2 separate regions of the Mus musculus genome follow, and region 2 is linked to region 1. The links are chromatin loops, found by intact Hi-C in ENCODE. Cell type or tissue: heart. All regions are shown on one strand. Each heading gives the region's core, and the rest is flanking DNA. Links, peaks and the distances in the headings are about the cores only. Region 1 overlaps Gm11266 (predicted gene 11266). Region 2 has its middle 86 kb from the start of Gm46886.

Region 1 (10,777 bases), core at 3,174-8,173:
CACACAGGACGGATGTTTCCAAGTCACTCGAGGGACACATGCCTGTGTCTCAGAAGTTGCTTCCCTGCCTCTACTCTGTGAATTTCCCAAACTCTCTAACTCTGATTCATCTTCATTCACTCTTCCCTGTAGTTTGTGTGTAAAGAGCCCTTAAAGCAATATGGTGGAGGGTAAGAGTTGTGAGCCGGTGGCAGGCAAGGCCTAAACTTGGTACAGCAAAGGAAATTTCGTGGTACTTGCTCCTGAGTCTGGGAATCACAGGCTAGCCAGCCTCTCCCCTATTACTAGGAAACAGTAGAACTTAGGGAAATGGATGATTCCATGTTTAAGAGGCCTGAAATTGTATACTTGGCATTTCTGATTTCAGTTCTAAAATTCTGTCCCTTCGTCATAGAGAAAATGAGAAATGTAGTTACAACTTTTCATTACAAAAACGTTGCATTAAGAGAAATGGAGAATCATGCCCACATAAAACATGTATAGAAGTGTTCATGATTTGATCAGGGCTGGGGATATAGCTCAGACATCCGGCGCTTGCACAGCAATGTGCATAACCCAAGGTTCAAGCCCCAGCACTGACAAAGAGAAGCAGAAGGAGCGGAGGTATTCACAGCAGCCTTTTCAATATAGGCATGAAAGGGAGAGTTTACATGCCGGTTGAGGAATGGAGAGTGTAAAATGGCTTGTCTATAAAACTGGATTCTGGTCATCAGTAGAGAGGTCTGAAGTGATAGATATGGTGGATGAGTCTTTAAACATCTTCCTGAGTAATGAAGCCAACCAGAAGAAAGGCAGATACTCCGTATCTCTGGAGTATATAGGTAAACCATTATAGAGAAAAAGCACCATACTGGTTACCTGGACTTGGAGTGATGAACAGACTTTGGGAGACAGCAGAGTGGAACAGAATTTACTTGAGTGGTGATAAAAAAAAAAGTTCTTGAATTAACGGAAGTGATGCTTGCTCCACTTGATTGCTGCATTTAAAAACCACTGAATTTTACCTTTGGATGGGTGAATTCATTGTATTTCAATAAAGCCATGAATATAGATCTGGACTGTCTTTCTTTCTTTAAATCTAATTGCCTTCTGAAAGTGCTTCTAAAATTAAAAAGCAGATACTACAAGTAGAAACGAGAATGTAAACAACAACAGCAACAGCAACAAAAACCAACCAAAAACCAAAAAATCAGTGGGCTTCCTGGAAAGGTTCTGACCTGAACATCAATGACTACCCACAATGCACATACCTGTGTCTTCTCTAAACTTAAAGGATTTCTATTGCTACAAAATCATTAGAATATATTTAAAAGGTATCTAGAGAGATAGCCCATTGTGGTGAAGAGCGCGCACTGCTCCTGCAATGGGCCTTTCAAAGGTATGGTTTTTATTGTTCTGACTTAACATCATGACCAAGGACAGGTTGGGGAAGAACGGGCTTCCTTGTCTTACACTTCTGCATTGTACTGCATCACAGAAGGAAATTAGGACAGGATCGCAAGCAGGGCGGGAACCTGGAGGCAGGAGTTGGTGCAGAGGCCAGAGAGTAGTGTTCTTTACTGGCTTGCCCAACCTGCTTTCTTATAGAACCCAGGACCAGCCCAGTATTGGTACCACTCACAATGGGCCAGGCTCTCCCCCATCAATCACTAAGTAAGAAAATGCCCTATAGCCCTACAGTATGAAGGCATTTCTCGATTGAGGCTCTCTCCTTTCAGATAACTCTAGCTTGCACCAACTTGAAATAAAACTCAGCAGCACAACGGACCCGTTGCCAGCTTGACACACAAGCACATCATCGCTGACACATAACTTTTCCTTTCTTGTGCTTTCACAAGATCACACATTAATATCAACATTACAATACAAGTATTCCAAAATTTTAAAGTTCCATGGTCCTTTAAAAGAAAAAATCAATCTCTTTGAATTAGCCAGTCTCTAAAAATCCAAAGTCTCATAAAATTCAAAGTCTTTCAACTGTGGGCTCCTGTGAAATCAAAAGTAAATTAAATAGTTTCTCGCTTCAAGAGGGAAGAACCAGGGAACAGTCACCATTGGAATAAGGCAAAACAAACTTCAACAGTATAAATAGCTTAATGACCAATGTCTGGGATTCACTCACAGTCTTCTGGGCTCCTCCCAAGGGTTTGTATCACTTCCCTGGCTCTGCCCTCTGCAGCACACACAGCTTGTCTTCTAGGCTCCTGCTGGCTAAGTTCCTCCCCAGCTGCTGCTGTTCTTGGTGGCTATCCCATGGTACTGGCAGTCTTCTGTTTCAACTGGGCTGTGCTTTCATCAGTACCTTCTCACTGAGCTCTCTTCATGGTGCCAAACCTCAGCTTTTCTCCATGTCCCCTGCAATTGTGGGGTTTCAACTGCTACTGAGGCTGCACCATCTCCAATGGCCTATCCCGGCCTCTCACAGTGTCAAATCTCAGCTGCTTCTCATGACCCCTTCATGCCTTCAAAACCAGGACCACCTGGGCACCTCTTACACCACCAAGTTCAGTTATCAGCATAAGGTACAAATTTGGCCACCTCTGGAATACAAGTTCTTTGTGTAGACTCTGAGGAAATACTTCTCAGATTTCATTCACCTCAATGATGCTGGTCTCTACTTAATCACCTTAATCAAGGTTCATTTCTTAGCTCCGATTGATCAGCTTCTATTGTCCCAGCAAAGCAATGGTTTTACTTCATTGGCTCTGGTCTTTTGTTAATCACTGCCAATCCTTCGGCTAATCAGAACCACAAATTCTTAACTCAAAGTCTCCGTAGAGTCTTTGCTTCCCTCGGAAATAAGCCAGGCCCCCATTGTCTGAACTGCTCTCAAGATTATCTTCCAAGTACCTGCACAACCACCCATTGAGTTAACACTCAGTGGTTTTTCTAGCCCAAAGTTCTGAAGTCCTTCCACAACACTCTCCAACACAACCCAGACAGTTTTGTCACAGCAATGCCCCACTAGCCTGGTACCAACTTGTCTTATGGCTTCTATTGCTATGATGAAACGCCATAACCAAAAGCAAGTTGGGAATGAAAGGTTTTGTTTGGCTTATATTTCCACATCATAGTCCATCACTGAGGAAAGTCAGGACAGGATCTCAAGCAGGGCTGGAACCTGGAGACAGGAGCTGATGCAGAGACCATGGAGGAGTGCTGTTTACTGGCTTGCTCCACATGGCTGCACCTACTTTCTTATAGAAACAAGGACCCAGGGATGGCACCGCCCACAATGGGCTGGTCCCTCCCCAGCAATCACTAAATAAGAAAATGCTCTACAGTCTGATCTTATAGGGGCATTTTCTCTATTGAAGTTCTCTCCTTTCCGATAACTCTAGCTTATATCAAGTTGACATAAACTAGCCAGTACAGGGGCTGAGTTCAGTTCCCAGTGCCCATGTTGAATGCTCACTATCACCTGTAACTCCACCTTTCCTGGCCTTCACAGGTACCTGCACTTATATATGTGCACATACCCATACATAGATATACACATATGCACCTAAATAAATATAAGCAAATCTTTACATACCTAAGATATTTAAATGATTCTGAAGTTGATATATCGGGGTTCTCCTCCCCTCTTTTTTAGGTACTAACACTCCAACTTTCCCTGAAAGAAAGTGATAACTCCATTTTCAGTTTACATGCTGGGGTTACTGCTGACAGACTCCCTACCCTAGACACGATGACTCATGCTTCATCACTTGGCATATCCTGTCAAATGGAATGCCGACTGATGCCAGCTCACATTGACCCATATGATCCAATTGGGTCCAGACAGAAAGAGAACTCCTGAGCCGTTTGTTACATTCAATTGGTGTAACAATTTAAAGCACGTGAAATGAAATCAATGTAAAAGCCTCAAAAGGAGCAATGCTCCTGCCTCCTCCACTCCCCGTCCTTTCAGTTCATTATATTACCACCTGGGGTCTTGAGGCTACTAACATCTATTAGTGGAAAGACACGCTGTTGGCATCTCAAGTCCATGATCAGTGACTCCCCCTCAGTAGCTTGGCATTCATCATGGGGGCAGTACTGACGGAATGGGGCCAGTGCTATTGAGCAAGTTTCCCCTTTCTCGAGGAGGACATTGTTAAACATTGGCCAGCTATGGTGGGAGGGCGCCTAAAGATATGTCTAGATCCCATTTCCCAGAACTTGTAACTATAGCCTCATGGGAGAAAAAGCCCTTTGTTGCTGTAATTACATTAATCATTTTGATGAGATGACCTGTGTTATCAGACAAGGAGAAAACAAGGTGAAACATACATGCAGAGGAAGTGAGGGACTGTGTGACCACAGAGACTGAAGTTAGAATGGGATTGCCCACAAACCGAAAACATTCCCAGAGTCACCAGAAGCTGCCAGAGACAGAAACAGAATCTTCCCTCTAGTATCTAGAGGCAACGTGGCTCCACCCACACTGTGCTTTCAGACCCATGCTATCCAGAAAGAGTAAAGAATACATTGTGTTCTCTTAAGCTGCTTGAAGTTGGTAATAAGCTAGCTAATATGGGAGACTGCCATTGCAGTCTTGCCATGTGGTTTGGGGATGAGCACCTGGCTGTGTGCAGCAGGACAGAAAGTCGGCTTCTCCTGGGAAGCAAACTCTCCTTCTGCCGGGGTTTGCTGAGTGCTTTCACCTGCCACCATAGTGCCCAAGACAAAAATGGCGGAGGGGGAGGAAGCTGTGTCTCAGTGGGATTCTCCTGCCACTGTGGGTAAAGACATATATTAAATGAGTGAGTTAATTCCCCTTTATATCAATCTCCTAGACAACAATGCATCAATTTTTAGAGTGCATTTAAAAATGTTTACTTACACAGGACACAGGGAATGCATACACTGCTCTCTTTTAGTGGATGTGACAATTCTTTTAAATTAATTTTTATGATGGAGTCCATGATTTCTGGACAGTCCTAAATTCATGTAATGTAATTATTTTTTTCCCTAAGGAGTTGTTTAATATGCATTTAGATACTTATAATTCTTCCTGAGATAATATTTAAATGCTTTTACAAATCATACAAAACCATTTGGTTGCTGAAGTGCAACTTAGAGACAGAGCGTATACTTAGCTTGTGAGAAGCCTGGCTTGTATTCCTACTGCACATGCGTGGGTGCCTGCACACACATGCCCACACACATGCATACACATACACATAAAGAATAGGCAAAAGAAAGAGTGGGATATGGATTTTCAGAGGAAAATATTACATTATTATTTAGACTTTCTTATGGAGTAAAATATTATTTACCAAAAAGAAAATAGACAATTCTTAAGAACAAGCAAGCAAACAACTTTCTATAGATGGAGGGTTCCTCTTAGGCCATAAAACAGACATTGATACAACAACAGTATTTATTCACATCTGCTCTCCAGCCACCAAGATGTTTCAGGAGATTAGGATTATTTATTATGAAGCTAAAGAAAGCTGAGAGAAAATAAAAGCTTAGTTTTAAAACCTCCCACCCCATCCCACTCCCTGTGTTTATATAGTCACTATGTAGCTCTGGATCTTGCTGGACCAGGCTAACCTTAACCTTTCAGAGATCCACCTGCCTCTACCTCCCAAGGGTTGGAATTATATAAGCCCCATTGTAGCCTAGAAAACTGCAAACACGGCAACTCTATCCATGACAAAGGTAGACAGACTCAAAAAAGGTTTACAGGAAAGACTAGAACACACAAAAACAAGAACTTCTTTCCGTTAACAAAAAACCATTTTTCTGTATTTATTACTCATTCTCCATAACACTGGTCGCTAGCAGCCCTACAAGCCTGCCTTTTTCTCTAAAGCTAAAAGTGAACTCACCACCAAAGTTGAAATATAAGGAACTGGAAGAAATCAGTGATTTGTTTCTTGATGGTAACTTTACAGCAAAGATATGCGTTTCTTTACACTGAACTGTTTTCTTCATATGGAAATGGCTGATAGAGATCTAGGAATGGATATAATTAAGCACTGTGTGGCTCCTGCTCTAAGATGCTTTTTCTTTTGTTTGAAGTCCAGCAATTCAACATTTGCTCAGGAACCAGAGTTGAGGAGCAGAGTGAAGCCCTAGAGACATATCAAAGCTGCCTGGATAAAGGCTCGGGATGACTGCACTAGGGAACCATCCTGCCTTGGACCCAAATCGAGATTGATGACCTAATATATCTTTCCCAGCACTGACGGCCATAGTTTTATGAGCATCAAGAACTGGGTGCCTGCCATTGTCAACAAACAGAGCTTCTCTGGGGCTTTTCTAAGTGCAGACACCAAGAACCCCAAAGGCAGGCCACGGTCTCTCTGGGCCTCCCATTTTGCCACACGCATGCACGTGGGATAAATCTCTGCTTTGAAGGATGGTCCTGCAGGAAAAGGAGGCGTGGCTATTGCTCTCCCACACTGTCTTTGGGTGCAGAAATCTGTGATGCTGACTCCCTGAGACACCTACAGTGAAGATAATGAAGTTTAGGTTAATGGCTCTTCCTTCTCAGGGCTTCTCCCAAAGCCTGATTGTGTATTTGGGATTTTGAGTCCTCTATACTGAGTTCTCTTAATTGTATATAAGCTATAAAGCCCCCCCCCCCCCCAATGAAGACCTATTAGAGAAAGTACACCAAAATTTATCCAGATGAAAGCATAAAAATTAAGCACCAGGCTGGAGAGATGGCTCAGTAGTTAAGAGTGTTTGCTGATCTTCCAGAGGACTTGAGTTCAGTTCCCAGTACCCATGTAAGGAGCTTCACAGTTGCTTGTACCTGAAGCTCCAGGGGATCTAACTTCCTCTTCTGGCCTCTCTGACACCTCTACATGTGTCTTATATACACACAGGAACACATACATACACATAAACATGATTAAATATAATTACCTCTATCTTTTATGGGCATGCCTTCACCCCTGGCATGGCACCATCTGCCTAAGACTCCTTTTGTCTCTGGTTGTAAGTTGTACTCTCTTAACTATACAGCATCAAGCCACAGACTAGCCAGAGTTCAAGTTTCTCCACATCAGCTCCTCCCTATTTCCTTCTGGGGTAATAGTTGCTACAATGGCTCATAAACTCTGAACACTAGAACTTCCATGCATGGTATTTTCAGCTCTGGGGTCTCACTGTTTCCAGTGTCAGCTTGGTTTGCTTGCCAGTAAAGTCAATAGGTTTGGACTAGGCTTCCAGGCTTTGCAATGAGAGCTCCCAGAGGACCAGACTGTAGGAATGTTGGTGGATGTTATTCTGAATACAGAAGCGATGCTGTACATCTATGCACACACATATACATGCACACATAAAAGTAACTCTAAACAAAAAAAAAAATATGCAGCCTAGATAATGAAAATCTACAATTACACGGAGCTAAAAAGAGCAGATATTTTTTCCAAGACAACCATTAACATTTTACAAAACAAAAACAAAGCAAAAAAAAAAAAAATTCTAGTCTCAACAGTGTTTCATGTAGTCTGCAGAAAAGATCTTTTAAATCGCTTAATGGTCTGATTATACTGTATGCCAAACCATATTTTCCTTAACCACTTGCCTATTCTCACACAGGGGTTCTTTCCACTCTCTCTGTGACACATATTCCTGCAAGCATCGAGTTCCACTTGAGCACTTTGAACAGCTGTCAGCATGTTTCTCCACGATGAGTTCCCAGCAGGTGAATCATGATCAGATCAAGAGTTGGAACATTTCATTTTAATAGCTGTCATCAGACTAGCCACCAATAATTTTATATCTCTTTATACCCCTTGTGAAAGTAAGCATGAGAATTTTCTTCTGCTCTTAGAGTGGCTCTCAAGTCCTGTAATGTGTGTGTGTGTGTGTGTGTGTGTGTGTGTGTGTGTGTTTGTGTGTGTGTGTTTGTGTGTGTGTGTGTATCAGGAGTAAAGAGGTCCAGCCTATGTTTATTTTCTCTCTCTCTTTGTCAGGCGCTAACAATGACATCAGAAGAGTCCTCTTATCTTGATTAACTCTGCTCTAAGGGAGCCAGCAACTGGATAGACAACCACTTAATTTAAGAGGTTAAAAAAATTACAATCTCTTACTTGTCTCCTGATGAAGTTATTAGAGACAGCTTATCAGAGGGTAAATAGAAAGTGTGTCAAAGATAGAAAACTTTGTAACTGAATCGTTACAGATGTGCAAACTGATCGTGATTGTTGGCCTGCGGTTTTTTCAACACATTTGACCTAACAGCATATGTTTGTGTATGAGCAACTCTTGAATTTTATCTTTATGTCTATTTAATAAAAGTAGTTTTTTGTTTAAAAATATCTACTGTTTACTAGCACATGAAAAGAGAAGTGGAGGACATCTATTGAATGACATCTAGTGACCCTTAGTGAATGACAGGGTCTGCCAACTTCTGATCTTAGGTTGTTAAGAGCCATTGTGCTTACACCTCTGGTAGCAGGGCTGCACAGACACCGTCAGAAGATAGAGAGGTCATCTAGTCAGAAGATTGGAGGGCTGTTCTGCGGAGCTTTGGTGAGAGAGAGAGAGAGAGAGAGAGAGAGAGAGAGAGAGAGAGAGAGAGAGAGAGAGAGAGATTGACAAAGTAGTCAGACAGCAGGGGTTAAGGGTCTTAACTTGAGCAGCCTCACATCGACCTGCCTGGTGATCTAATTGTTTTATCGACTGTTTCATCTGGAGCAGACTGGCTTCTCGTTTTCCACAGTTGTGAGGTAGATATGAAATAATGCCCATTTCATAGAGCAGTGTGGGCTACTAACTAGCACTACCTGCAAACCACTTAGCCTAACCTTGCCCATGTCAAGCGCTCAGTACGTGTTTGGTATTTTATTGGGAAATTTTGCTTTGAAAAGAGATTTTGCTACTAAAATAAAGTTTTGAAACCGCTAATTTGTTTCTTGTCATCTCTACAATGAGGCAATTAATTCTGCATAACATTTTATTTATTTCCTGTTTCTCAGTGCAAAGGCTCTTTTCTTTCTCCAACTGTGTCTTAATTTTGTGGACAGTGCTAGAGGCTCTGAGAGTAAACTACCTTCCCACACACCAGCAGGCTCTGCTCCCACTTGAAGTGGCCAGAACATGGCTACTCTAACTTCAGTCCCATTGCTTTATAGAAGCATGATGGAACAAATGTTTCTTCTGCCCCGTGGGACAAGAGTCTCCCTGAGACCTGGAACAAGAACTTTGCTAGACCTTAGAAATCTTACTTAGGGGCCATCTTTTCCATAGTTCTATGAACACCTGAAAAGATTTCAGAAATATACATCTCTACTTTCTGAGACAGGCTGAGATTTTTAGTCTTGGCCAGATATCTTTAAACGGGAGAATTCACTCTACAGACATACATTCTTATCACTCCTTTGCTTACAAAAGCTTGTCTTTGTGTAGGGGAAGTTTTCAAGTCTTACTAATGAATCACAGACACAAGGCAGGAGGGAGAGAGCGTCTAGCATTTTCCTTTCTGACTGGTCTAATACGAGACCAGAAAGCTATTGAGTGAAGTAAAACCTCCCAGACTTTATCCTTTCTACCCAGGAACTCTTTCTGTGCCAGTCCTTGCAGCAGCCTGAGAGCCAGACATGGTTTTAGGCAGGGACTTTTCTGCGTCAGGGACACTCAGAGTCTGTGGTCGACTTAGGAACAAGTAGACATAGAAACTGTAGAATTAAGGGATGAAAACATCATTTAATGAAACCCCGCCCTCCAGACGCTCTTGATCAAAGTCTGTGCTTGCACTAAGACAATCGATCTACAGTTGCATACATAAAATTTTGGCAACACTCTGTCCTCAGTGCTTTCAACAGCGGCTTTAGCCCCCGAGTCTGGGCATCGTCCCAGAACTCGGATCCAGTTGCTTTACGCATACCAGAAGACACACCACCGCAGACGAGGCCCGTGCAACCACTTTCTTTTAACCTCGCGTCTGTGAGAAATTACTTTCCAAAAACATAAGTGAAACCCGATGTCTTCTCTGGGTGGTTATTTTTGCGCCTATGAAGTCAATAAAACTCTCCAGATTTATTAGACGGCCCTGCTGCGGAAGACAAGACCACTTCCTACTCCCTAGCGGAAATGTGGGTCTTTCCTTCCTCTAACTTTTTTACCACGCATTTTTAATTTTATTCATTTCTTTTATTTTTCCCCCCAGAAAACTTGTTAGACTTTCCAAAGATAAGTGACTTGGCCTCTTAGTCCATTTCCAGTCTTTTGCATCCAAGAATGACAGAGCAAATGCACCGTAGGAAGCTGGGGTTTCTCTTTTTGCCTCCCATCTTAAAGGGAGCTTGTGTGTGTGTGTGTGTGTGTGTGTGTGTGTGTGTGTCTGTGTGTCTGTGTGTCTGTGTGTCTAAGTTATCCTACTGTGAGAGCTCACTATCCATGGGCCAGTGGCCATGACAATATCAGTCGCCTTCCATTCTCTTTAGGGCAACAATTTTACTGAGCCTGTTTGCTTTGTCACTGAATTTGAATTTTGAGGGAGGGATGCAAGATGTAGAGGCAAGATCAGTTTCTTAGGGGAGGCACAAATGCTAATGAGTAAAACTCCTTTAGTGTGGCCAGATTCCATCACAAACTGTTGGGGGTTGGGGAGGGGAGGCACAGATTCAAACAGGAAAGGCCATGGATGGCTTCTCAGATACTCTGTGTGTGTTTAAAGAGGAGTAGGCACCCGCTGACTGAACTGGGGGCAGCATGGTAGGAAGAGGGTCGATAACTGCTGGTGAAGGACCAGGGTGGTGAAATTGCCTAGCACAATCTGGAGTCTCAGAAGCTGAATAGGGAATGAACACCAAAAGATTGGGAACAA
Region 2 (10,777 bases), core at 3,095-8,094, 700 kb before region 1:
AGATAATGCCTCGATAAAGTTCATGCTTAAGCAGCCCACCAGACACATCTCAGCAATGGGAGAAGTAACCCTTTATATTCATTCATTTAAATAGACATTCACTCATTCCGTTCATATATTTTCAACTTTAAGTGTTTTCTCCACTGTCAAAAGGCAACTGCAACTCCAGTGGCTTTAATGTCCTGCATACAGGGTCGTTCTTGTCCTCCAAAGGCAAATGAGGAAAAGTGACTGTAGGGGTAAGGGTTGGAAGGCCCTATGCATCCTGAACATGATCCACTATGAAAGTGTTCTTACTGCAGCATAGAGTTTCAAGCAACACTGGGAAGTTCAAGTCAAGGATTAGAAGAAAAATATTGAAACTACGATAGTAGAAAGTCTGTAATTAACTATCAAACAGCTGGTACAGAAAAAAAATATTCTAAACATTAACAGGGAGCGGGGGGAGGAAGCATCTCATTTGAGGATGGTTCAGTTTTGATGTGCAAACTGGGTGAGAACAGTCAAAAAGCCCAAGGAGTAAAACCATTTCTGGTCTGTAGAATCACTTTGAGACAAAGATCTTATTTTAGTCTTTACTTCTGGACAGATTTAGTTTCAACACTAGCCTTTTCTGCCACTGCCTAAGTTAGCACTTCTATATCTTGGTTGGTATCATATTGTTCTAGGGGTATTATCAGTATTGTATTTGTACTGTCAAATTTTCTGCCCTTTCAATGATGTTTCTTGGACCTGGGGGGAGGTGATCTATATGTTCATTTAGATGTCATCTTTTTTTTTTAATTAGGTATTTTCCTCGTTTACATTTTCAATGCTATCCCAAAGGTCCCCCATACCCACCCCCCCAATCCCCTACCCACCCACTCCCCTGGCCCTGGCGTTCCCCTGTACTGGGGCATCTAAAGTTGGCAAGTCCAATGGGCCGCTCTTTGCAGTGATGGCCAACTAGGCCATCTTTTGATACATATGCAGCTAGAGACAAGAGCTCCCGGGTACTGGTTAGTTCATATTGTTGTTCCACCTATAGGATTGCAGTTCCCTTTAGCTCCTTGGGTAATATCTCTAGCTCCTGCATTTGGGGCCGTGTGACCCATCCAATAGCTGACTGTGATCATCCATCTTTCTATTCTCAACATTTTGCCTTGTTATGAGTTAGTGTATGAGTTCTGAACATAATGCAAAAAGAACATTTTCTGGACAAGGGAAAGTCCAACACTGAACTATGCCCAGAAATATGAACATTTAGAAGGCCATTTGGCTACTTATATCTATTTAGTTTAATATCAGTTTAAAAATCTGCATCCTCAGACCAGAGAGTCAGGGGATGGAGCTGAAGACCCAATGTCCTTCCAGAGCATCCTCTTGAGAATGCAAGGTCTTTCCCCTGGCTTCTTTTTCATGACCCCTTCCAATATTTCAAGCAGTTGTGGACCAAGCCTTCACTCTGCGAGAAGTTTTGGGGAATCCAACCAACACAACTATAAATGAATCCCCCGCCTTCCTTTTCACCCCACTTTCCATCCTTGTTTTGTTCCTTGTTATATAATACATAATATAACACCTATAATCAGTTTCTGTGTTTGTGTTTTCCCCCTAATTTTATTATACTAATCACTCTAGCCTACTGGCAATATTACTTTTGAAACTTCCCTTTGAAAGTAATTATGTATTTGCATTTATTTATAAGAAATAGTAAACCTAACCTTTACCACATCTCCCAATTACTACTGTCCTGTAAAATCTCAATGAAACCTAACATCCATCAAAACATACTTTACTGCCATGGCTGCTCTCTCTCCTATGTTTGCCACCACTGTTGTCATTTCTATTATTTTATCAGTTTAAGACTATTGTGTAAATAAAATCATATTTTATATGTAAACTTTAAAGGATGCTCTTTATTGAGCAATCAGAACTTTAGCTCACACAAAAGCATGTCCACAGAAATTTACTATGCATTTTTTGTATAGTTAGCCCATACTTCAGGAAAACACAAACAGATTTCCTTCAATGCATGAATGAATGGAAAAACCGTGGTACAACCATACACATAGCCTACATAGGTTCAATAAATAAATCTCATGAAACACAACTTTATTTATCTGATATTAATTTAAAATTCCATCTTGCTTTATGTTTGCATGTTATGTCTTATTCTATCAATTGCTTGTACCTTTCCAAATATTTGTTGCAGTTATTTGAGTTTGCTATAGATATACAGCACATAGTGGGACCATCCATTCTCCTAATTTCCTTCTTTCTTTTTTTTTAATTAGGTATTTTCCTCGTTTACGTTTCCAATGCTATCCCAAAAGTCCCCCATACCCACACCCCCACTCCCCTACACACCCACTCCCCCTTTTTGGCCCTGGCGTTCCCCTGTACTGGGGCATATAAAGTTTGGAACTCCAATGGGCCTATCTTTCCAGTGATGGCCGACTAGGCCATCTTTTGATACATATGCAGCTAGAGACAAGAGCTCCCGGGTACTGGTTAGTTTATATTGTTGTTCCACCTATAGGGTTGCAGTTCCCTTTAACTCCTTGGGTACTTTCTCTAGCTCCACCATTGGGGGCCCTGTGATCCATCCAATAGCTGACTGTGATCATCCACTTCTGTGTTTGCTAGGCCCCGGCATAGTCTCACAAGAGACAGCTATATCTGGGTCCTTTCAGCAAAATCTTGCTAGTGTATGCAATGGTGTCAGCGTTTGGAAGCTGATTATGTGATGGATGCCCGGATATGGCAATCACTAGATGGTACATCCTTTCGTCACAGCTGCAAATTTTGTCTCTGTAACTCCTTCCATGGGTGTTTTGTTCCCATTTCTAAGAAGGGGCAAAGTGTCCACACTTTGGTCTTCGTTCTTCTTGAGTTTCACACGTTTAGCAAATTGTATCTTATATCTTGGGTATCCTAAGTTCTTGGGCTAATATCCACTTATCAGTGAGTACATATTCTGTGATTTCCTTTATGATTGGGTTACCTCACTCAGGATGATGCCATCCAGGTCCATCCATTTGCCTAGGAATTTCATAAATTCATTCTTTTTAATAGCTGAGTAGTACTCCATTGTGTAGATGTACCACATTTTCTGTATCCATTCCTCTGTTGAGGGGCATCTGGGTTCTTTCCAGCTTCTGGCTATTATAAATAAGGCTGCTATGAACATAGTGGAGCATGTGTCCTTCTTACCGGTTGGGACATCTTCTGGACATATGCCCAGGAGAGGTATTGAGGGATCCTCCGGTAGTACTATGTCCAATTTTCTGAGGAACCGCCAGACTGATTTCCAGAGTGGTTGTACAAGCTTGCAATCCCACCAACAATGGAGGAGTGTTCCTCTTTCTCCACATCCTCGCCAGCATCTGCTGTCACATGAATTTTTGATCTTAGCCATTCTGACTGGTGTGAGATGGAATCTCAGGGTTGTTTTGATTTGCATTTCCCTGATGATTAAGGATGTTGAACATTTTTTCAGGTGCTTCTCTACCATTCAGTATTCCTCAGGTGAGAATTCTTTGTTCAGCTCTGAGCCCCATTTTTTAATGGGGTTATTTGATTTTCTGGAGTCAACCTTATTGAGTTCTTTATATATATTGGATATTAGTCCCCTATCTGATTTAGGATAGGTAAAGATCCTTTCCCAATCTGTTGGTAGTCTTTTTGACTTATGGACAGTGTCTTTTGCCTTGCAGAAGCTTTGCAGTATTATGTGGTCCCATTTATCGATTCTCGATCTTACAGCACAAGCCATTGCTCTTCTATTCAGGAATTTTCCCCCTGTACCCATATCTTCGAGGCTTTTCCCCACTTTCTCCTCTATAAGTTTCAGTGTCTCTGGTTTTATGTGGAGTTCCTTGATCCACTTAGATTTGACCTTAGTACAAGGAGATAGGAATGGATTGATTCACATTTTTCTACATGTTAACAACCAGTTGTGCCAGCACCATTTGTTGAAAATGCTGTCTTTTTTTCCACTGGATGGTTTTACCTCCCTTGTCAAAGATCAAGTGACCATAGGTGTGTGGGTTCATGTCTGGGTCTTCTATTCTGTTCCATTGGTCTACTTGTCTGTCACTATACCAGTACCATGCAGTTTTTATCACAATTGCTCTATAGTACAGCTTTAGGTCAGCCATGGTGATTCCACCAGAGGGTCTTTTATCCTTGAGAAGAGTTTTTGCTATCCTAGGTGTTTTGTTATTCCAGATGAATCTGCCCATTGCGCTTTCTAATTCGTTGAAGAATTGAGTTGGAATTTTGATGGGGATTGCATTGAATCTGTAGATTGCTTTTGGCAAGATAGCCATTTTTAGTATATTGATCCTGCCGATCCATGAGCATGGGAGATCTTTCCATCTTCTGAGATCTTCTTTAATTTCTTTCTTCAGAGACTTGAAGTTCTTATCATACAGATCTTTCACTTCCTTAGAGTCACGCCAAGGTATTTTATATTATTTGTGACTATTGAGAAGGGTGTTGTTTCCCTAATTTCTTTCTCAGCCTGTTTATCCTTTGTGTACAGAAAGACTTGTTTGAGTTAATTTTATATCCAGCTACTTCATTGAAACTGTTTATCAGGCTCCTTCATCTTTTTTAATCGGGGCATTTACACTGTATTAATTCTGTGTAATTATCAATATTTTAGAGATTAAAGATAATTTTTATTCTCTTTTGCACTCATTCGTTCTGTTCTTGTTTCTCTGTACATGCTTTTTATGAAATGAATGAACATTTTTTATATATTATCTTTATTTTTTAAATTAAAAAGTATTATACAAAGCAATGGGTTTCATTGTGTGTGAGAGAAATAGAGACAGAGACAGAGACAGAGACTATACATTGCTAACTTCATTCCCCTCTCTTCCTTCCTTCCTCTATAACCCTTTTTCTTTTCATTAACCTACTCTTGTTGGACTCATTATTCTCCCCAAACATTGTCTGCAGCTTTTATGTCATCCATGTTTCATAATGCTTTCTGTTTCCCTTTCCTACCTCCTGCAATATCTCTTTCTCCTTACTGGACTTTGCTCTATTGTCAGTTCGTTACTTGGAGTGAGTAAACATTTATTTTTGTTTCTCCAGGAATAGTGTCATACAACAAAGACTTCTCCGTGTACTGAGATGTGACTTCTGTCTCTAAGACAATTTGCAGATGTTGGGATGAATGAGCTTAGTTATGTTGCATGGTCTTAAGCTGACCATGGATTTGCTTTATGAGACTTTTATTGAGAGTGTTTGCATCTCTAGTTCTCAGGGAGCTTGCAATATATTTTTCACTTTCACTGTGTCCTCATCTAGTTCTAGTAACAGGCAATGCTGGCTCTATAGAATGGGCATGATAGTGAACTTTCCATTTATATTTTATGAACAGTTTTTAGGAGCATTCGTATTAGTGGTTCTTTAAGAGTTTGTAGAATTCAATGGTACTGGACTTTTCTTTGAAGGGTAGCTTTATTACTACTTCAATATCATTGCTTAGTATCGGTCTGCTTAAGATGTGTATAATCTTACTTTCAGTAGGGCAGGCTATATGTATCTAGTAATTTATGCACTTTTACCCCAGATTTCCCAAGGGACTTTTTTAATGCCTATTTTCAAATCATTACTTAGAAATCATCTATATTTCACCAGAATGTGTTTTTAAAAATTCTCTATCACCTCTAATTATTTTAGTTTGGTTTTTCTCTGTAATTTTCTTCATAGCTAGTTTGGCTAGCAATTTTGTTTTATTTTATTTTATTTTATTTTATTTTATTTTATTTTATTTTATTTTTGTTAAGAGTAAGAGAGGAAATGCCTAGCCTAGTAGAGACTTGATGTGCCAGAGGTGGAGGATACCCAGGGTGACTCCACCCACTCAGAGGAAAGGGGAAGGGAGATGGGGGAGGAACTCTTTTAGAGGGGAGGCAGTGAATCGGCTTAAAGTGAAAAATCAATCAATCAATCAATCAATCAATCAATCAATCAATACATCAATAAATAAACAATCCATTCAGTTGAGAGGATTGCACACTTTTAATCCCAGGACTCCAGAGCCAAAGCTACCCAGAGAAATCCTTTCTGGTAAAACAAAACAACAAGACAAAACAAAATCACCAGCCCTTGTCACAGTTGTTTTGTGCATTACTCTGTTTCCATTTCATTGATTTTTGTGCTGATATTTATTATTTCTTGCTATTTAATACTTTTTAGTTTGAATTGACTTTGCTTGAAGATATTTTCTTTGTGGCCGGAAATGGGAACTATTTTTGAAATGTGGGCTCCTAAGAAGAATATGTATTGCTGGATAAAATATTCTATAAGTAACTCTTTAGTCTACTTGTCTTATGATGTATTTTACTCTGATGTTTCTTTGTTGAGATTTAGAAGGGATGACCTATTTAGGGATGAGAGTCAGGTATTTGAAATCACCCACTATTTTGCATTAGAGCTTGTCAGATATTTCCAACTATTGTGCCCGATAGTTTTTGTTTTATAGAATTGAAAGACTCAACATTCAGTGCATTTACATTTATATTTGTTATATCATTTTGCTGTTATCAAGAGATGTTTATTAAATCCTATAATTGTCTTAGTTGTTTTCTAACTTGGTTGAATTGATTATTTGTTCATTTATTTCTCTCCTATCTACATCTAGGTTTTAATTGCTTACTGTGTTAGCTATGATGAGTTCTCTCCTAGTTCCTGTTTCTTTAGTCATTTTTCCATAAACTTTATACTTCCTATGCATCCATGACTGAGATTTTCTCCCTATTCCCTATACTGTGATCCTCTGAGCATCTTTTGTAGTGCTCTCTTGGTTGTCATGACCTGCCTTAATTATGCTTATCCTGAAACACCCCTTTTCTTACATCAATATAAAAAGAAGCTTAGCTTATCTGGAAATGATTGTATGTGCCTTTATTCCCAGCATTCTGGAGTCAGTGGCAGGCAGATCTCTATTATTTGGTGGTAACCCGTTCTACTTCAGTTCCAGGCTAGCCAGGGCTATAGTAAGTGTGACCCTATCAGAGAACTAGACAAATATGCATGAATATAAACATGTGATGATGATGATGATGAGAAGGAGGAGGAGGAGGAGGATGACAATGATAATGATGATGATAAGAAGAGGATATAGAGGAACTGCAGGAGCCATCTTGCTTCCGTGACTCCACCAAAAAGTAGTCTGCACAGGTGACAGTATGCACACAGAAGCTGACAGCTTCTGAGACAGGCGGGAGCCACAGAGCTTCTGAGGCAGCTCCCTTTTCGGGCTCCAGACATCCGACCACCTTCCCGCCCAGAGGACAGGTGTCCACCTGGCCCGGGAGGCTTTTGCCTCAGGAACGGTGGGAGCCATCTTGGTTCAGGGACTCCACAACAATATGAACTAACCAGTACCCCCCAGAGCTCGTGTCTCTAGCTGCATATGTATCAGAAGATAGCCTAGTTGGCCATCAGTGGAATGAAAGGCCCATTGGTCGTGTAAACTTTATATTCCTCAGTACAGGGAAATGCTAGGGCCAAGAAGTGGGAGTGGGTGATTGGGGGATTGGGTGGGGAATCATGTGGGGGACTTTTGGGATAGCATTGGAAATGTAAATTTAATAAATACCTAATTAAAAAAAAGAAGACAAGCTTCTCTCACACACATATCCACCAAGTATCTTGCTTCATCTGTTTCTTAGGGGAACCAAAGTGAGGGCTAAAATAATAGTGTGAGGGCAATGCACCACTCCAAGCAAAGAAAGAAAGACATACTTCCAGGCTGATGTCAGAGAATTGGCACATAAATAGGTGTGTGTAGCATTTTATTTTTGTTGTTGTTGTTTTTTATGTTACAAGAAGTTTTTTGATGCTTTAAAGGACAATTTTACAAATAACTACATACTAAACAAATGGCACCTTATCAATTGAGGTGCTTTCCAGGAAGTCATGCACTGACTAGAACATGAATATTAACCCAAGTGAAATATCTTCTAAGAAGGACGTGAGCCATGGTCCTGCCTCCAGGCTGGCCCAGTGCGGACTGCCCATTGGCAAGTCTGAATAACCTGACAAAGCTGGCTGGTTAATCAGTGTCCTCTTGAAAGTCCAAAACACCTGTCATTTCCTGGACACTGCATAGGAAGCACATGCGTTTTCCTGATATCTTAGGTGTGGTATACCCAATATGCTTGCCTGTAATATCCCATAAAATATGCATGAGTAGCCCTCCATACTCTTGAGGGAACTGAAGTTTAGACACACTAAGAGTCTTCTACTGGATCACACTATTCGACAGTGACGAAATATAGGGCTCTCAGTTATACCATCTGTATAATTCAAAGTACTTATTTTTAAAAGAGGTGTTTCTATGGGTAAACAGAAGTCAGTAGTGACATGCTGGTAAAAATAATGATTTTTTTCCTAAAGATATTTTAATAATAGAATTCTTTGTGGAGTTGAATGTAAATGTGTGTGTGCATGTGTTGGCAGTAAAGGTGCCCATAGAGCTCAGAGGCCAGGGAATAGAACACTTGCAGCTAGAGTTACAGGCATATATGAGCCACTGGATGGTTTGTGGGTATTGGAATCTGAATTCTGGCTCTGATAGAGCAATAAGCACTCTTCACAACTGAGCCATCTCCTCAGCTATGAGGGGGAATTTTGTTTGTTTGATTGTTTGTTTGTTTGTTTTTGTTTTTTCAAGACACGGTTTATCTGTGTAGTCCTGGCTGTCCTGGAGCTCACTCTGTAAACCAGGCTTGCCTTGAACTCAGAAATCCACCTGCCTCTGCCTCCCAAGTGCTGGGATTAAAGTCATTTGCCATCACTGCCCGGCAAGGGGGAAATTTTTATCTTGACAGTAAATCAGTCTTCTTCAGTACAGTTCTTTGTCTTTGTCTTTAACATGGGTATTAACATTAGCACAAATTAAAAAAAATAATAAGAAATATATATATATATATATATATACATATATATATATATATATATATATGAGGGCAGTTTAGGCTGTGGTGGATAGTTTTATGTCAACTTGACACAAGTAGAGTCATTTGAGAAGTGGGGGCCTCAATTAAGAAAATGTTCCCAAACAAATTGGAAAGCCTCTGTTACATTTTCTTAATAAATGATTGATATGGAAGGCCGCAGTCCAATTTGAGTAGTTCTACTCCTGGGCAGGTAGTCCTGGGGTATATAAAAGTGCAGGCTGAGCAAGTAATGGGGAACAATCCAGTAAGCAGCACTCTTCCATTGCCTGTGCTTCAAATCCTGTCTTCAAGATCTTGCCCTGGGTGAGTTCCTGCCCAGATTCCCATTAATGGAAGGTGTCTTTTCCTCTGCTGCCTGTTTCCAGTGCTGAGATGAGATTTTCAAGTTAATATCGCCCCACTTGTCCATTTTCACTCTTGCTGTGTGTTTTGATATGATTTGTAAGAATTGTTGAGACTAAGTGTCATGAAGATATTTTCTTCTGGCACCTTTATCATTGTATGACTTTGTATTTACAGGTAATTCTTTACAGTTGTTTTATGTGCACGCTATAAGGTAAGAATCCAAATCCATAATCAATTTTCCCAGTGCTAGTTATTGTAGAGGTGGTTCTCTGGCTATTGTTTACTCCTGGCATCATTTTCAAAGATCAGTAGATCGGTCATGGCTAAGTTGAGGGAGTTCACCGAGTTTCTCAGGGTCGCCTTGTCTCACTTGTAGCAGTTTCCTAGTGTTTTCACTACTATTTCTCTCACAAAACAGAGTTATTGACCTTATGTTCTGGAATAATAAACCTGTTAGAATTGCTTTTTCTGCTTTCAAACACGTCATTAGAATTCTGATAGCGATTGAATTGAATCTAAAAACTTTAATAATACATATTCACGACCCACAGCCATTCTATTTCTTCTTTGAGCAATGCTTTAATGGGGTTTTCTTTCTTTGTTTCTTCTTCTTCTTCTTCTTCTTCTTCTTCTTCTTCTTCTTCTTCTTCTTCTTCTTCTTCTTCTTCTTCTTCTTCTTCTTCTTCCTCTTCCTCCTCCTCCTCCTCTTCCTCTTCTTCTCCTTCTCCTCCTCCTTCTTCCTCCTTTCTCCCCTTCCACATTTCTTTATCTATTCATATTCATACTTCAGCATACATACGGAAGTCAGACAACTCGTGAGAATACATTTTTTTTCTCCTCTGCTATGTGGGTCCAAGGGATCAAACTGCAGTTATCCACCTTGATGGCCAGTGCCAGCCCCACTGAGCTCTTTCCAAGATTTAGTGGACAAATTATTGACTTCTTATTTAAGTTAGCTGTTATATAACTTATTTTAATGCTATTAGAAATATAATCATTTTCTTAATTTCTATCTTGTTCTTATTAGTATATGCAAACGAACCTGCTCATTTTGTTTGCTTCTTTGTTTTTCTATAGATTTTGTGACCTGAAACTGAATTCATTTATAATTTCCAGTAGATAGTGTGTAGTGTTTTTGTATGCTATCACATGTATATATGCTCTTTAGAATTTCAGAATTTCGTATATATGGAAAACAGTCTATGAAACAATGTAATTTTTACTTTTTCAATTTTGATGCCTTTATAATTGCATATTATTTATTTTACTATTTCTTTTTTAACTGAGGAAGATTTTGTTTTCTCTAAGCATGGCATATGAGTTTAGTTGTGGAACTTTCATATTTGACCTTTATAATATTGAAGCAATTTTATTCTATTCTGAGTGGTAGACTGTTTTAATCCTGAATGTGTATTGAATTTTTTAGATACATTGGATCAGATGCACATGCAGTTAGCGGACTTGCT

The links. Peaks named below come from ENCODE experiments on the same cell type or tissue, not always from the same donor. Only the 100,000 strongest peaks of a DNase experiment are listed, where the experiment ranks them.
Region 2: a loop joins it to region 1, with 5 times the contacts of the local background. A loop is called at or near these places in 2 of 42 quality-filtered maps.

Annotation. Positions count from the first base shown.
Region 1 is chr4:82,546,244-82,557,020 of GRCm38, forward strand. Gm11266 (predicted gene 11266) reads left to right here. Exons shown (of 2, transcript NR_137202.1): 2 at 1-1,049. Among named protein-coding and RNA genes, the nearest start is that of Gm11267, 37 kb to the right of the region's middle. In heart, for the core only: no CTCF peak of the experiment used is centred there; a DNase peak (open chromatin) is centred at 6,238.
Region 2 is chr4:81,842,509-81,853,285 of GRCm38, forward strand. No RefSeq gene overlaps it. Among named protein-coding and RNA genes, the nearest start is that of Gm46886, 86 kb to the right of the region's middle. In heart, for the core only: no CTCF peak of the experiment used is centred there; no DNase peak of the experiment used is centred there.